Linked DNA regions of Homo sapiens: region 1 is linked to region 2. Evidence: chromatin loops called from intact Hi-C (ENCODE). Cell type or tissue: heart right ventricle. All regions are shown on one strand. Region 1 holds the start of ST3GAL6 (ST3 beta-galactoside alpha-2,3-sialyltransferase 6). Region 2 has its middle 39 kb from the start of ST3GAL6-AS1.

Region 1 (8,000 bases), 70 kb before region 2:
GCTCAAATCAAACATTTAAGGCTCCACTAAGAATAACTTCATTTGGCTGGGCGCAGTGGCTCATGCCTGTAATCCCAGCACTTTGGGAGGCTGAGGCAGGTGGATCACGAGGTCAGGAGTTCAATACCAACCTGGCCAAGATGGTGAAACACCGTCTCTACTAAAAATGCAAAAAAATTAGCCGGGCGTGATGGCAGGCACCTGCAATCCCACCCATTCAGGAGGCTAAGGCAGAGAATTGCTTGAACCCAAGAGGCAGAGGTTGCAGTGAGCCGAGATCACGCCACTGCACTCCAGCCTGGGCGACAGAGTGAGACTCCCTTTCCCAAAAAAAAAAAAAAAAAAAAAAAAAAAAAAAAGAATGACATTTATGCAAAGATCCAACAAGGATAAAACTTACCAGTATCAGCAAAATTTTTTAATGTATTTACATCTAAGACAGTATATGAAGGTCTAGGGAAAGAAGTCAGTATTTACAAGTCAAAATTCCTATGTATTCTCCAAAACATACTCTTTGGGCAATTTATGTATTATTCTACAGAACACGGAGGTATGGGTAAGCGAGACTTGTGTTATTGTTTTGTTGTTTTTCATTCACTAATATGTGGTCTAATTAAAAACAAAGAAGTGTGAGAGAATGCTCTGTTTTCAAACAATAAAACGAACCCACTCTTGAACAGCTACTGCACACGCCACCTGAAAAACATTTAGGAAGTTAAGGCACTATCGTATTTCATGTACAATTCACAGCTTCAGTATTCAAGTTGCAAAGGACACGGGCCAGCCAGGATATCCTTGTGATAAACATGGTTCCTCTGCTTGCTCACAGGAAAAAGCTTCCACAAATAAACCAATTATCTAATTATATTGTATAAGTGGAAGGGCATTTTGCTTTGAGCAAAAACATTCAAAGAAAAAAACAGAATTTAAGAGGTTATCTGCTTTTAAAAAGACATAAGGCCCTTTAATATAGCTTTGATTACCAAAAAAAAGAGTTTTCAAGATCTTGACATTAAACAGGACCAATGCCAGCTTTGTGGCTGCAGATGCTCCTAAAATCAGGGTCCCTAAAACATCCTTTACAAAAATGTGGGTAGAGGATGGCAAGGGAAAGAAGGACTCACTGGCAGAGGACAAATGTTCACATATTCTCCAACTAAGATATGTAACCCAATGTATAAGTAACCTATATATGCCAAATTAAACTCAATCTTGACAAATGTTTCACTTTGCTTTAATAGTAAAAGCATATTTTGTGTGGAGCATCAAAGTTCATAAAAAATCTTTTATATGTCCATCCCTCCATTTAAGGCTCAAAATAAGCTTGTTAGATGGGTGTGCAGGTGTTGTCTTCTTGATGAATGAGGAAAACTGAAGGTTTATAAGGTTGAGTTGTCTGAGGTCACACAGTTTAAGGAAGACAGAAATAGATTTATGGTTCAATCATTTCTTTCTCAGAGTTCCATTCCTGGTGTTATCCTGTCTCTCAAGATAAAAAGCACAAGGCAAATCTAAAAGAGATAATTCTAATCTGAAAATTCCTAATGGTGTTCCATTGGTATCTTGAAGTCTAGAAGGGTAAATTCAGATATTGGTGAAAGGAGGTGACTCTAGGGCAGGCTCAAGAGTCTGCACCAGGCGGGGACTTGTTAACATGCACACTCCTGAGCCTCTACTTAATCTGAATCTCTGGGGCTCAGGAATGTGCATTTAAACAGCATCCACCAATTTGATTCTTATGCACACTAAAATTTTGAGAATCACTGCTCTAAGAAATACAATAGAACCATGGAAGAATTTCTGAAATACAGAGACTGTAACAGATACAGATCCCATAACTAGATGCTTTGTATTATTTTTTTTTACCCTAAATGCCTAGCACGTGGTAAATGCTCAATGAATAACAACTGATTAGAAGCATTAAGATGTATGAGTGCTTAGCCTGTGCCAAGGCATGTGATAATTGCTTTTGGTGTATTACCTCATGACATCCTGACAACCACCTTGCAAAAGAAGTGGTAGACTTACAATTCCTATTTTGTAGAGGAGGAAACCAAAACTCTGGGAGAAGCAACGACTTTGTTGAGCTGACAAGTAGCAGAACGAGGACTCAAATCTGTCTCTATCAGGCCACAGGCCATGCGTTATACTACCTCCCCCTAGATGTGAGCTTTCACAAGTGAGCACAGGCCCCTCCTTTTGCTACCAGACTAAACATTACTGAACATTTCTCCAACTTAAGCAATCCTGCAAGCTCCTTAAGCAATATCAATTCTAGTAATTGATGAAATGGAGGTAAAGCTTATAATACTTTTGATTCAAACTCAGCTGAAATAAAAGCCTGTTACTCCCAACCCTGTTCCCAGTTCTGCTCCTCCCAACCATGCTAGCATTGTTTATAAAAACAAACTCTACGGAGAAACACTTGAAAAAAATGTCAGGTTTTTTTTTAGACTCCCCTAATGCTTTCTCAAACCAAAGGGAGCTTGCTTTTCCAACCAGCTAGAAAAAAGCATGTTCAGCAATAATTCTAGAAACATTGTTCTACTTATCAAGCATTAGGTTAGTGCAAAAGTAATTGTGGTTTTTGTCATTTAAAACCAACCTAATAGAAAAACCCGGTGGGTATCTCAGTCAATATGCAACACCAAGGAAGAAAGACCCTTGGCGTTCTCTATTCCGGATGCTGAGCACACACAAACCTCACCTCCCTGTCTCCTCCATCCCCAGTTCTGTTTCAGTCTGGAAGCAGGTGCTTCCTAATGCCCATCTGCAAGCCCAGCCACCCCAGGCACTGGGACTGATTCTGACCCACAGAAAGAGAGTCTGAGGAGCCCTCGACTAGCAGCTTAACAGTTGGGTCAGGTTCCTGTGGATCCAGTAGTGATCCTGGTCATCTCATCCACTGGACCTGGGTTCCTGCTGCTGGGTGCTTAAACTATACCACACTTTTCCAACGTCTGCATTCTTCTCTTTCCTAGTCACCCTAGCAGCTCTGCAGCCAAACTTCCATTTTTTTTTTTTTTTTTTTAGTCACTAGGATCCTAAACCATGTCCCCATCTGCCCTGGGGTGAGGCACCCTTCTGTTCCCTGCTTCCTCAGTGGCAGACATACTACTCTTTCTACTACTAGGTCTCTTCTCAAACCCAACATGCTGCTGTTCAATAATACTCCTCAGTAACTCACATCTTTGTGCAAATAAGAGAAGCACATCCCCCTTCTACCTCCACACAGCCTGTGGGCACCTAATGTCTAATATCTCAGCAGCATCTAGATTTAAGCCACAACCTTCCCCTTAAGCAGGTAACCTTGTTCATGGCTCACCTCCATACCTTTACCAGGTGGCCCTGCTGACACCTGTGTCCATTCAGCCCCTGGACAGGCCGTCATCCATCCTAGTCTCTGCTGGTCTTCAGCTCACACTGACATACACTCCAGACTGTGTGGAACATGGCCAACAGATTTCACATCCTGCCTTCCTTCCTCTTTGTACTTATTACTCAATTTGTGATTATAATCTGCAGTCACATGCCTACATGAGCAAATCTACAACAGAACCTCCAACTCTAGCCATGCATTAATGTCTAGATTTTTTTTGGTCCAGCCTCATAGGTCCCCTAAGCCTAAGCCTCACAGACCCAGCCATCTCCATATGACCTGAGCCTTAATGTACAGGACTCCACAGTGATGAATGGAAAGGCCTCAGTCCTCCTCAATTCATTTACTACCTCTCTTTTAGGTTTGGTCCTTATTACTAATTAGGTAGTCCAAATGCGTGAGATCAGCTTCATTCATATCCCAAGGATCTACAACCTCTGGCAGCGATGATCATGTAAATGATAGCACAGTTTATTAACCACTTACTAAATGGCCAGCACAGTACTAAGCCCTTTTTCACATAAGGATGAAATCACGGATATTTTCATCCCCATGCTAGATATGTTTAATACCCAGAGCACTGGCCAGAATTCAAACTGAGATCTGATTTCAAAGCCCACACTTTGAAATTGTGGCTTATAGAAAACTATAATAACCATATTTTTAAGAGTATGAACTGTTAAATAATCATTTAATAATATCTTTTAAAAATAAAACAAGGGGATGATACACATTAAATTATGCATTTATCAAACACACTTCTTTAGAAACATTATAATATGAAAAGCTATTAATCTCATAATTAAAGAGAGAAATCCTAAGGAATCAGTAGTCTGGTTGATGGGATTTTCTGCTAGAAGGATGACGAAATTCTCAATAGACCATAATTAAAGAAATAAAAAACAGCACATATAGATTTTTTAAACATACAATATTACAACGAAAAGGCTAAATTTAATCTGAAGTTATAAACTAATGCTATTTAATACAAGTTAAGAAAAAAACTCTGACATTGCTGAGTAAATTAACAGAAAATCTGATTTATGCCCCCCTCCAAAAATATTGAGTTGTGTAGTGTCAACAAATTAGATCAGCTGTATACATTTTGACTGATTTCTAAGAATATAACTATTTTCTTTCTGCATTGCAGAAAGGGAACACGTATAATTAACTTTCTTTCCCTCTCCTCCCCCAACTCTTCTGCTAATACAATGATATGAAGCTGGTTCCGACATGCATATGCACAAACACCCTTCTCTTTCAGCTTTTCAACAAAGCCAGTGCTTTCACCAGTGCTTTCACTGTCCTTAGCACATGTAGACAGATCTTTTCACTTAATTAAAGATAAGCCTTCTGCCAAAGCAGATGACCAGATCCTCTCCTGAAAGTGGGGTGTGCTCACTGCAAAGAATATAAAAAGGAGAGAAATGACTTCTCAGCAGAATTTTCTTCTTTAATAGCACAACAGGACACACTAAAATCATTCAGCTAATAGCAACTATATGGGATGCTAAAAATAGAAGAACTGGAGTTCCTGTTTTCAAGAGCTCTCTCTTCAGACTCAGGTCCATTGCAAGTACACAAGTAAGCTTTTAGGGAACTTCTTTTGTTCCTACTGTTTATTCACATTTTCTTTCCATGCCCATTTATTCTCTTAAAGTAAAAATTGTCCCTGTATTCTCTTATTAACATCCTGCTAATAAGATATCAGCTTCCAAGAAGCATTAGATGTTGTTAACAGGTTGATGACTGTGGCTACTTTTTTTTTTTTTTTTTGAGATGGAGTCTTGCTCTGTTGCCCAGGCTGAAGTGTAGTGATGCAATCTTGGCTCACTGCAACCTCCACCACCCGGGTTCAAGCAATTTCTCCTGCTTCAGCCTCCCAAGTAGCTGGGACTATAGGCACGTGCCACCATGCCTGGCTAATTCTTTGTATTTTTAATAGAGATGGGGTTTTGCCATGTTGGCCAGGCTGGTCTCGAACTCCTAACCTCAAGTGATCCACCCACCTCGGCCTCCCAAAGTGCTGGGATTACAGGCATCAGCCACCATGCCCAGCCTGTGTGTAATTTTTAAAATTGCCTTTATTCATTTTTTTCCTTTTTTTGAGACAGGGTCTCACTATACTGTCCAGCCTGGTCTCTAACTTCTGGGCTCAAGTAATCCTCCTGCCTCAGCCTCCTGAGTAGCTGGGGATAAAATTTTTATACACTAAAATTCGCCACTTTTAAGTGTATCAGGTAACAACCACTGAAGTCATGATTCTAAACATTGTCATCAACCTCAAAAGTTCCTTTGTTCCTCTTTGTAGTCACTTCCTTCTTCCCACTTCCTGGCCCCTAGCAGCCTGATCTGCTATCACTATAGTTTTGCTTTTCTAAAATTTCATATAAATTGAATCATATAATATATATCTTATTTCTGACTTCTGTCAATTAACATAATACTTTTTAAAAAAATGCTCAAGTTGTTGCTTGTACCAGGAGTTCATTCCTTTTTGTTGCTAAATAGCATCCCATTGTATGGTCATACCACAATTAATTTATCAGTTCACAAGTTATTTATCAGGCAATACACATTTGGTTTCTTTGCAATTTTTGGTTATTGTAAATAAAACTGCATTAAACATTCAAGTGCAACTTCTTGGGTGGATATACGTTTTCATGGGCCATATGGTAAACACGTTTAACTTTATATGAAAACTTTATATTGCATTGTGGTGCCTATCTCAGTTATATTGCATGCTGGTGCTTATCTCAGTTTAAAAAAAAGCCCTACCTATACCAGTTCAAATTATTACTGCTATTGAATAATACAAATCACTGACCGAGGTAAGAATCTCTTATCTATTAATATCAAGAATTTCATAATGTGTACGTACTCGACTTTAGGATATGGAGAATAGAGCTCACAGTCTGGTGAAGGAGCTGTTACACTGTTTCAAAATTATTTCCATTATCTGCTACGAGAATTAAAGCAAACTATTTTACACCTCTGTTATTCAAAGTGTGGTCCATGGACCAGCAGTACTGGCATCACCTGGGAAGTTGGTAGAGCTGCAGAGTCTCAGCTCCAACCTTTGATCCACTGAGTCAAGTGGATTTTGGCAAACCCCATGTGATCTGTGTGTTTGAGAAGCACTGCTGGAGAAGGTCAGAGAAAAAAGGAATTGTATCCAGCCGAGAAGATCAGGGCTTCACAGAAAACAGTTTTTGAGGGGAACTGGCAGCTCATTCTAAGTTTTATGCTACATCTTTTAAGAGTCTTTAGGGCTTGACCTTTGAAAGTTTTCAATCAACAGAAGTTTCTCTGAAGAAACTAGTCAGATTCCCTTTGAAAATAAGTGGCTTTGAGAAAAATTTCCCTCACCACTCTAGGGAATGTTTGTGGGGTTTTTTGTTTTTTGTTTTTTGTTTTTAATTCCCTGGACACTGTCTTTCCTGTATTATTTTCAGTCTCATCCTTCCATCTACTATTAGTGTCAGTATGATACTACCAGTATTTTTGAGGGAAAATATGTAGGATTCCTCCATTCACATTACAGCTATAGGACACACACCTTATCTTGCATCTCCTTCTGATTCACCTAAGTGCCAACTGAATCATTGGCCACATATTTACAACATTTCCAATTATTGCAATTTACAACTTGAACCCAAGAATTACAGATCTTAGAGCTGGGAAGACCGCAAGAGTTGGGGGCATTTAGACACAGTGAGGACTTACGTATCATACTACAGAAGAGGCAGCCAGGATTTTGAAAAGTTTAAAAAAAAAAAACTTGTCAAAGGCTATCTTGCTAATAAGTAGCAAAGTTGGTAATAAAGAAGAACATTTTACACGGGTTCCCCTCCAGCACAATTCCTGTCACATTATGGGTGCACAATAATATTTACTTATTTCATGAGTAAAAAAGTCAATAAATGAATAAATAAATTACTATCTCCAAACCCACTCGTCTTTGTTTTTGTTCCAATCCTCTCTGATCTCTACGGTTTTCAGTTCCAGAATCTCCCCTTGGGTAGCACTACACGGCCTCCCTCCTCTACTTCTCTGCCTGTGTTTCTAGATTTCCTCTTCTTCCTCTGTCCACCTAAATACAGGTGTTTTCAAGCTGTTATCTTAATCCTGTTTCCTAAACCCATGTTCTCATTACTTCTCACCTTAGCTACTAGCAATGATCTCTAATCTTTCTTCCCTTTAAACCAGCCCACACGCTGTACTTGGCATAAAATCCTCGAAGTGCAGCTCTCATCTTGTCACTTTGCCTGGTATTTAAGACTTCCATGATTTGGTCTTAATAATTCATTGGCAATTTATTCTTTGTAGGTAGTAGCATAATTAGGTGTTAAGATTGTTTGCTTGACAATCAGACCCCCTGAGTTTGAGTCTCAGCTCTTCTTCTGATGAGTTGTATCACCCTGGGAATTTGCCTAATCTTTTTACACTTCAGCTTCCTTGGCTGTAAAATAAGAAATAATAATACTTCCTAATAGAGCTATTACAAGTAGTAAATATAAAATACTTAGGTAAGTAACTGGCACATGGTAAAGACTCTCCTAATCTTGTTTCAATTCTTCTTTTAAAATTAGTGAAGTATCAGCTTCCCATGCACCAAGCC
Region 2 (8,000 bases):
TGAAAAGTTTATATAGAGAGGGGTTATATATGAGATACGTGTGTGTGTACATATATATATATTTATCATATATATGATAGTTAATTTTATGTGTTAACTTGGCTGGGTCATGCTGCTCAGATATGTGATCAAACATTATTCTGGATATTTCTGGATAGGGGAGTATGGATGAAAATAGCATTTAAATTAGTGGACTTTGAGTGCAGCAGCTTGCTCTCCATAATGTGAGTAGACATCATCCAATTACTTCAATAGAACAAAACAATAGTTTCCCCAGAGAAGGGAGAATTTTCCAGAAGATGGCCTTCAGTAGTGAACTGCACCATTAACTCTCCCCTGGTCTCCAGTCTGCTGGCCCAACCTGCAGATTTTGGATTTGCCAACCTCCATATTCATGTGAGCCAATTCCTCTATCTATCTATCTATCTATCTATCTATCTATCTATCTATCTATCATCTATCTATCTATCTATCTATCTACATATATATACATGCACATACACATCATGTTGCTTCTGTTTATATATAATTTGTATATAAACATACATATGAAATTTATAAGAAAAGGAAGTAGATGAGTTTAAAGAGAGGTTTACAGCAATGCATTGTCATAGAAAGGAATTTCTGGCCTAATAGAATTTGCCATTCTTTAATTATACTAAATAAAGATTCTCCTGTGCTTGCTCAGAATTCACCAGTGCTTACGAAATTCTGGTTTGGGGACACTCATTTAGGTTTTGAGTCCAACTGCTCGTTAGAATCCTGGTTCTGCCATTTTCTGGCACTGTGACCTTGGGTAAATGACTTCATTTCTCTCACCCCATTTTTCTCATCTACAAAATGAGGCCGTTTATACCTACCCTATGCCTAGGACAGTTGTGAGGACTGAATCAGCTAATTATGAGATGTTTTCAATAGTATCTGGCATGAAAAACATGAAAGTTCTTTAACTCTCTTCTTTAATTTTGAGTGAGCTTATTTGGTTTCTGTCCAGAGGATACTTGTTGTCTTTTTGCCACACTTAGTACTTTGATTCTTGAAAGGAAAAGTATCATAACCCCTTAGGTTGTGGCAAAAGAATTATCCAGAGATATATGGAAAAAATGGTTTTTATAGAGACAATAAATAACATCCTGAATTTGTATTAGGTGGCCAAAGAGGAAGATGACTCATGAATCATATGAAAATTCTTTCAGAAATGCAAATATTTCTCATCTACTGTTTTAAAGGTCTGGTATGTTCTCTTTTTCACCTCATAGAATTTAAATCTCCTGAGGGTCAAAGGGTTTCAAAGAGGAATTTGCATTAAAAAAAATTATTCCTGATATTTGATAGAATTTCTGCTTCTTTGGTAAGTGGGAGTAGAAGGGAGCTGGGAAATTCTTATTTCATACATTTCTGATGGAATCTTATTGACTGAGTAAGCAGGGGGAAATTTTTATGTAAAATACTTTTATAATCATCATGATAGGCACAAGTTAGGAGCAAAGTGTTATAGATTTATAAGAGGATTGGAAGGAGAGATTAATTCTATGTGGATTTTTTTTTTTTCATTCTGTCACCCAGGCTGGAGTGCAGTGGCGAGATCTTGGCTCACTGCAACCTCTGCCTCAGGGTTCAAGTGATTCTCCTGCCTCGTCCTCCTGAGTAACCGGGATTACAGAATTACAGGCCTGCGCCACCACACCTGGCTAATTTTTGTATTTTTAGTAGAGATGGGTTTCACCATGCTGTCCAGGCTGGTCTTGAACTCCTGACCTCAGGTGATCCACCCACCTTGGCCTCCCAAAGTGCTGGGATTACAGGCATGAGCCACAGTGCCCGGCCTCTAACATGGATTTTTAGAGTATTTTTTTTGAGAGAGTTTGGGGATTCATTCAGTCCTCACAACTGTCCTAGGCATAGGGTAGGTATAAATGGCCTCATTTTGTAGATGAGAAAAATGGGGTGAGAGAGATGAAGTCATTTACCCAAGGTCACAGTGCCAGAAAATGGCAGAACCAGGATTCTAACGAGCAGTTGGACTCAAAACCTAAATGAGTGTCCCCAAACCAGTATTTCATAAGCACTGGTGAATTCTGAGCAAGCACAGGAGAATCCTTATTTAGTATAATTAAAGAATGGCATATTCTATTAGGCCAGAAATTCCTTTCCATGACAATGCATTGCTGTAAACCTCTCTTTAAACTCATCTACTTCCTTTTCTTATAAATTTCATATGTATGTTTATATACAAATTATATATAAACAGAAGCAACATGATGTGTATGTGCATGTATATGTATGTAGATAGATAGATGATAGATAGATGATAGATAGATAGATAGATAGAGAGATAGATAAATAGATAGATAGAGGAATTGGCTCACATGAATATGGAGGTTGGAAAATCCAAAATCTGCAGGTTGGGCCAGCAGGCTGGAGATCAGGGGAGAGTTAATGGTGCAGTTCACTACTGAAGGCCTTCTCCTGGAAAATTCTCCCTTCTCTAGGGAAACTATTGTTCTGTTCTATTGAAGTAACTGGATGAGGTCTACTCACATTATGGAGAGCAAGCTGCTGCACTCAAAGTCCACTAATTTAAATGCTATTTTCATCCATACCCCCCTACCCAGAAATATCCAGAATAATGTTTGATCACATATCTGAGCAGTGTGACCTAGCCAAGTTAACACATAAAATTAACTATCATATATATATGATAAATATATATATATGTACACACACACATATCTCATAGAGTAGGTTTGTGTATCACTTTTTGTGTACACCATTTGTGTACACCCTTTTTTGTGTACACCATTTGTGTATCACTTATCTGTGACCTGGAAGCTGTCTCCCCGCTTCCAGTCTTCCTGCCTTTGCTTCAAGTTGTCCCGCCTTTCCAGACGGAACCAATGTACTTCTTACATATATTGATTAATGTTTCCTGTCTCCCTAAATGTATAAAAGCAAGCTGTGCCCTGACCATCTTGGGCACCTGTCATTAGGACTTCCTGAGGATGTGTTATAGGCTTGTCCTCAATCTTGGCAAAATCAACTTTCTAAATAAACTGAGACCTGTCTCAGATTTTCTGGGTTCACAACTTGTTAAAAAACAAACAAACAAACAAACAAAAAATGCTATATTCTTTTGGCTGATGGGTTAAAGAGAGGGGAAAGGGAATGGATATTTCTACTCAGTCACTCCTTGCCTTTCACTTGATGGACATCCTTTCTCTTAAATCTTAAGAACCTTCTGAGGTAGACATCATAACCTTCATTTTGGTGATGAAGCAACTGAGTGATATTGAAAGAAGTTGACCAGCTTGTCCAATGTCACTCTGCTAAGACACGTGGGAGCCAGTATGAAAACCAGATCTGTAGGTCTTCAAAGTCTGTTCTTTTAAAATAAACTGTGTAAATTTATATGCTCCAAGTGTGGGGTTTAAGACAGGAGAAAGATGATAAGTAAATGAAGATGGGGTAAATAAATCTTATATATTATTAACAAGGTGCCAAGAGTGAGCACATTAGCAACCTAGAATGAAGAAAAGGTAAAACACCACTTTCTTAGTCACAAAAATCAAACTAAAGTAAATTTATGAATTCCCCTCTCCTTCCCAGAGGGTTGTTTCAGGATGGGACAAAGAAATGTCATGAAGCTTAATCCAAAATATTACTTTGGTCTGGCCAGACAGACTGGGGAGAACTTTCTTGTTCACTGACCCTAGGACAGCTTCAGATAGCTATAGCAGAGGGCAAAAAAAGGAGGCTGAGAAGCTTGGTGAGTGTTTCCTGTTCTCTCAGGAAACACTGATTTCCCATCTGCCAGACTGTCGGCACTTTTCACTGACTGGCCTCACAAGGAAAGCTCCCAACATCACTTCCCATTTGGCTCTGCTGTGTTGAGTCCAGAGGGAACCTGTTTATGTCACCTTTCTCCCAGAACCACCCATGCCATAGTCAGGAATGACATGGGGAGAAGAGGAAGCCAGAGATGGGGCTGGTCTTCGACATGAGGGGTATATTGGTAAAGCCCTTTGGAGCATGTCCTGGAAGCGGGTAGGCAAATAAGTGAGACTGGGCCTAAAGAGCCTGAAACTGTTTGTTAGGAGAATTTGAAATCAAGTGTCCAAGTCCCTGGGTGGAGAGCAGAGAAAAATGTGTCCTCAGAGAAGAGAAACCATAGTGATGTAATCCGTGACAACCTGCAGTGGTGCAATCAGTGACAGCAGTTTGGCTTAGTCTCTGCTAGTCCTGTTGGCAGGACAGAAACATTTGCCCTGTGCTGTTTCCCAGTCTGTTCTAGAATTTATTCTGTCACAGCAAAATTGACAATAGTGACAGCACTGTCTGTCCCCTTCCCTTGCCCTATGTATACAGTTCTTTCTTCCTTCTTTCACTGCTTCCCTCCTTATTTTTCCTTTTTTATCCATGTATTCCATTTAACTGCTAACACCTATAGACACTGTATAGCTTTTTTGTTTGTTTGTTTTGAGACAGAGTCTTGCTCTGTCACCCAGGCTGGAGTGCAGTGGCGTGATCTCGGCTCACTGCAACCTCTGCCTTCTGGGTTCAAGTGATTCTCCTGCCTCAGCCCCCCGGGTAGCGAGGTCTATAGGAATGCACCACCACGCCTACTTTTTGCATTTTTATGGAGACAGGGTTTTGCCATGTTGACCAGGGTGGTCTCAAATTCTTGACCTCAAGTGATCCACCCGCCTTGGCCTCCCAAAGTGCTGGGATTAAAGGTGTTAGCCACCACACCCGGCCTCTGTATAGCCTTCTTGATGCCTTTAGAACAAAAAAAAAAATGTCTGATTGTCACCTATTTGAGGATACAGACCAAACCTACCACAAGAAGTACCACAATCAAATATATATACACACATATATATGCATTTACATATATTTCACAGAATTTTCTATTGGCTAGTGAAATTTATTGTGCTATAGGAGAGTCAAATCAGGAGCTTTTTATATGGGTGCCATGAGAAATTGAACTTAATCTAACCTTACTGAGGACTGTTGACAAATGTGACTAATTGTATGTGCTAGATAGTGTTGGACAACTGTAGGAAGTGCTGACAAAGACTTATGAAGAACAAAATGCCAGTAAGCCTGATCAAGAGGTGTGGAAAACAGGATGTCAGAGTAAGCTCAACATAGCTACTGATGCAAACTGAATAATTGCTTACCGTCTACTGAAAGTGCAATGATGAACTGTAGGTTATAAATAGATCTGAATATCCATCATAGCTTTGTAGCCATTTGCTGACTTCTTATAAGAATTCAGGTTTTTTTTGTGTTTTTTTTTTTTCAATAACAAGCTTAGCTAATTCTATGTTTTTGTTTTGTTTTGTTTTGTTTTGTTTGAGACGGAGTCTCGCTCTGTCGCCCAGGCTGGAGTGCAGTGGCGCGATCTCGGCTCACTGCAAGTTCCGCCTCCCAGGTTCACTCCATTCTCCTGCCTCAGCCTCCCGAGTAGCTGGGACTACAGGCGTCCGCCACCACGCCCAGCTAATTTTTTGTATTTTTAGTAGAGACGGGTTTCACCGTGTTAGCCAGGATGGTCTCGATCTCCTGACCTCGTGATCCGCCCGCCTCGACCTCTCAAAGTGCTGGGATTGCAGGCGTGAGCCACCGTGCCTGGCCAACAAATTCTATGTTTATTAGTTATGAATTTGCCTATTCCTTTGGGCTTTGATTTCTCCCTACCCAACCCACCCGCCCCCAGTGTTAAATAAATATCATTATGACTGCTGGTTTGGAAATGGGCTCAAATTCCCTGTTCTGCAACTAGCGGAAATATCAGATAAGTTTTAAGCTCTCTGAGTTTCAGTTTTCTCATTTGTAAAATCAGAATGATAATAGCTACCTTGCAAGATTGTTTTAAGGATTAGAGGTGTTTGTGTAAAACCTCTAGTATATATTTCTTAATACTCAGGTATTCCATAAATGAAAGGAACGCTGTTTATTATGTTAAGTCAACTACAGTTTTTGGTTTTTTAAGACAGAGTCTCACCCTGTTGCCCAGGCTAGAGTGCAATGATGTGATCATAGCTCATTGAAACCTCAAACTCCTGGGCTCAAACTATTCTCCTGTGCCTCAGCCTCCCAGATAGCTGGGACTGCAGGCATGAGTCACCATGCTAGCCTAATTTTATTTTTAGTAGAGACCAGGTCTCTCTATGTTGCTCAAGCTGGTAACTGCCGGACTCAAGTGATCCTCCTGCCTTGACCACCAAAATGCTAGGATTACAGGCATGAGCCACTGGGCCTGTCCAATTATAGGGTGTGTGGTTTGTTTTTCTCTTTGTTTCTTTCTTTTCTTTTTTTTTTCCTGTTGTTGTTGTTGTTGTTGTTGTGGTTTTTTGAAATGGAGTCTTACTCTGTAGACCAGGCTGAAATGCAGTGGCACGATACTGGCTTACTGCAACATCTGCCTCCCGGGTTCAAGCGATTCTCATGCCTCAGCCTCCTGAGTAGCTGGAATTACAGGCACCTGCCACGATGCACAGCTAATTTTTGTATTTTTTAGTAGAGACGGGGTTTCGCCATGTTGGTCCGGCTGGTCTTGGACTACTGACCTCAGGTGATCCACCCGCCTCGGACTCCCAAAGTGCTGGGATTACTGGCATGAGCCACTGTGCCCGACCTTTCTTTCTTTTTCTTTTTTTTTTTTTTTTTTTTGGTATGGAATATGTATCACCATTTAAAATGAAAGTTGAGGCCGGGCGTGGTGGCTCATGCCCACAAATAAATAAATAAATAAATATTTAAAAAAATACCTGGGCATGGTGGCACACACCTGTAATCTCAGCTACTCAGAAGGCTGAGGCAGGAGAATCGCTTGAAGGTGGAGGTTGCAGTGAGCCGAGATCACGCCACTGCACTCCAGCATGGGCAACAAGAGCCAAACTCTGTCTCAAAAATAAATAGCCAGGCGCGGTTGCTCACCCTGTAATCCCAGCACTTTGGGAGGCCGAGGTGGGCGGATCACGAGGTCAGGAGACTGAGACCATCCCGGCTAAAACAGTGAAACCCTGTCTCTACTAAAAATACAAAAAAATTAGCCGGGCATGATCTCACGCGCCTGTAGTCCCAGCTACTCGGGAGGCTGAGGGAGGAGAATCGCTGGATCTTGTGAGACGCAGGTTGCAATGAGCCCAGATCGTGCCACTGCACACCAGCCTGGCGACAAAGCAAGACTCCGTCTCAATACATAAATTAATAAAAATAAAAATAAATAAAAGTTCAAAAGACTTACTATGGAATAAATGCTTCTGGTACAATAAGTATAGATGGAGGTTACAAAATCTGATAGATTTTGGGGGCCCAAATATTGTCATATTTATATGTCTCATCTTGGAGGGGAGAGCCATCTTGCAAGTATGAAGGTACAGAGCCAATGTACCAAGGAGGGTGGGAGGAGGGTCCCACCTCCTAATGAAATTGCTGAACTGCTCTAATAAAATTAGAAATATTTTTCTCCATACTTCCTGGTTCCACACTTCTCCTGTTTATAAAGCTACTTTTAGCAGTGTATTGTTACTTGAAGCTGAGTGCACACTACCTGACGAAAAAATTTAGTCTTAAGACTGAATTTTTTAAAAATTAATTCTTAAATTTTTCTTGTTTTCCACTACATATTATAGGAAAAAAAAAGAAACTCCGTTATATATATTATATATATTTCCATATATATAATATATTTTATATATATTCCCATATATATAATATATTTTATATATATTCCCATATATATATTTCCATATATACAATATATATTATATATATTTCCACATATACAATATATATTATATATATTTCCATATATATTATATATATTTCCATATATTATATATATTTCCATGTATATATTATATATATTTCAATATATATATTATATATATTTCAATATATATATTATATATATTTCCATATATATAATATATATTATATATATTTCCATCTATAATATATATTTCCATATATAATATATATCATATATTTCC

The links. Hi-C counts contacts between places; a loop is a spot of excess contacts. Peaks named below come from ENCODE experiments on the same cell type or tissue, not always from the same donor. Only the 100,000 strongest peaks of a DNase experiment are listed, where the experiment ranks them.
Region 1: it touches region 2 in a loop (2.6-fold over the local background); 3 of 110 quality-filtered maps call a loop at or near these places.

The regions. Positions count from the first base shown.
Region 1 is chr3:98,758,765-98,766,764 of GRCh38, reverse strand. It overlaps ST3GAL6 (ST3 beta-galactoside alpha-2,3-sialyltransferase 6), which reads right to left and starts at 3,425. Exons shown (of 10, transcript NM_001323368.2): 1 at 3,326-3,425. In heart right ventricle, no CTCF peak of the experiment used is centred here; a DNase peak (open chromatin) is centred at 3,414; H3K4me3 peaks cover 1,437 bases; H3K27ac peaks cover 7,694 bases.
Region 2 is chr3:98,689,189-98,697,188 of GRCh38, reverse strand. No RefSeq gene overlaps it. Among named protein-coding and RNA genes, the nearest start is that of ST3GAL6-AS1, 39 kb to the left of the region's middle. In heart right ventricle, no CTCF peak of the experiment used is centred here; no DNase peak of the experiment used is centred here; H3K27ac peaks cover 3,056 bases.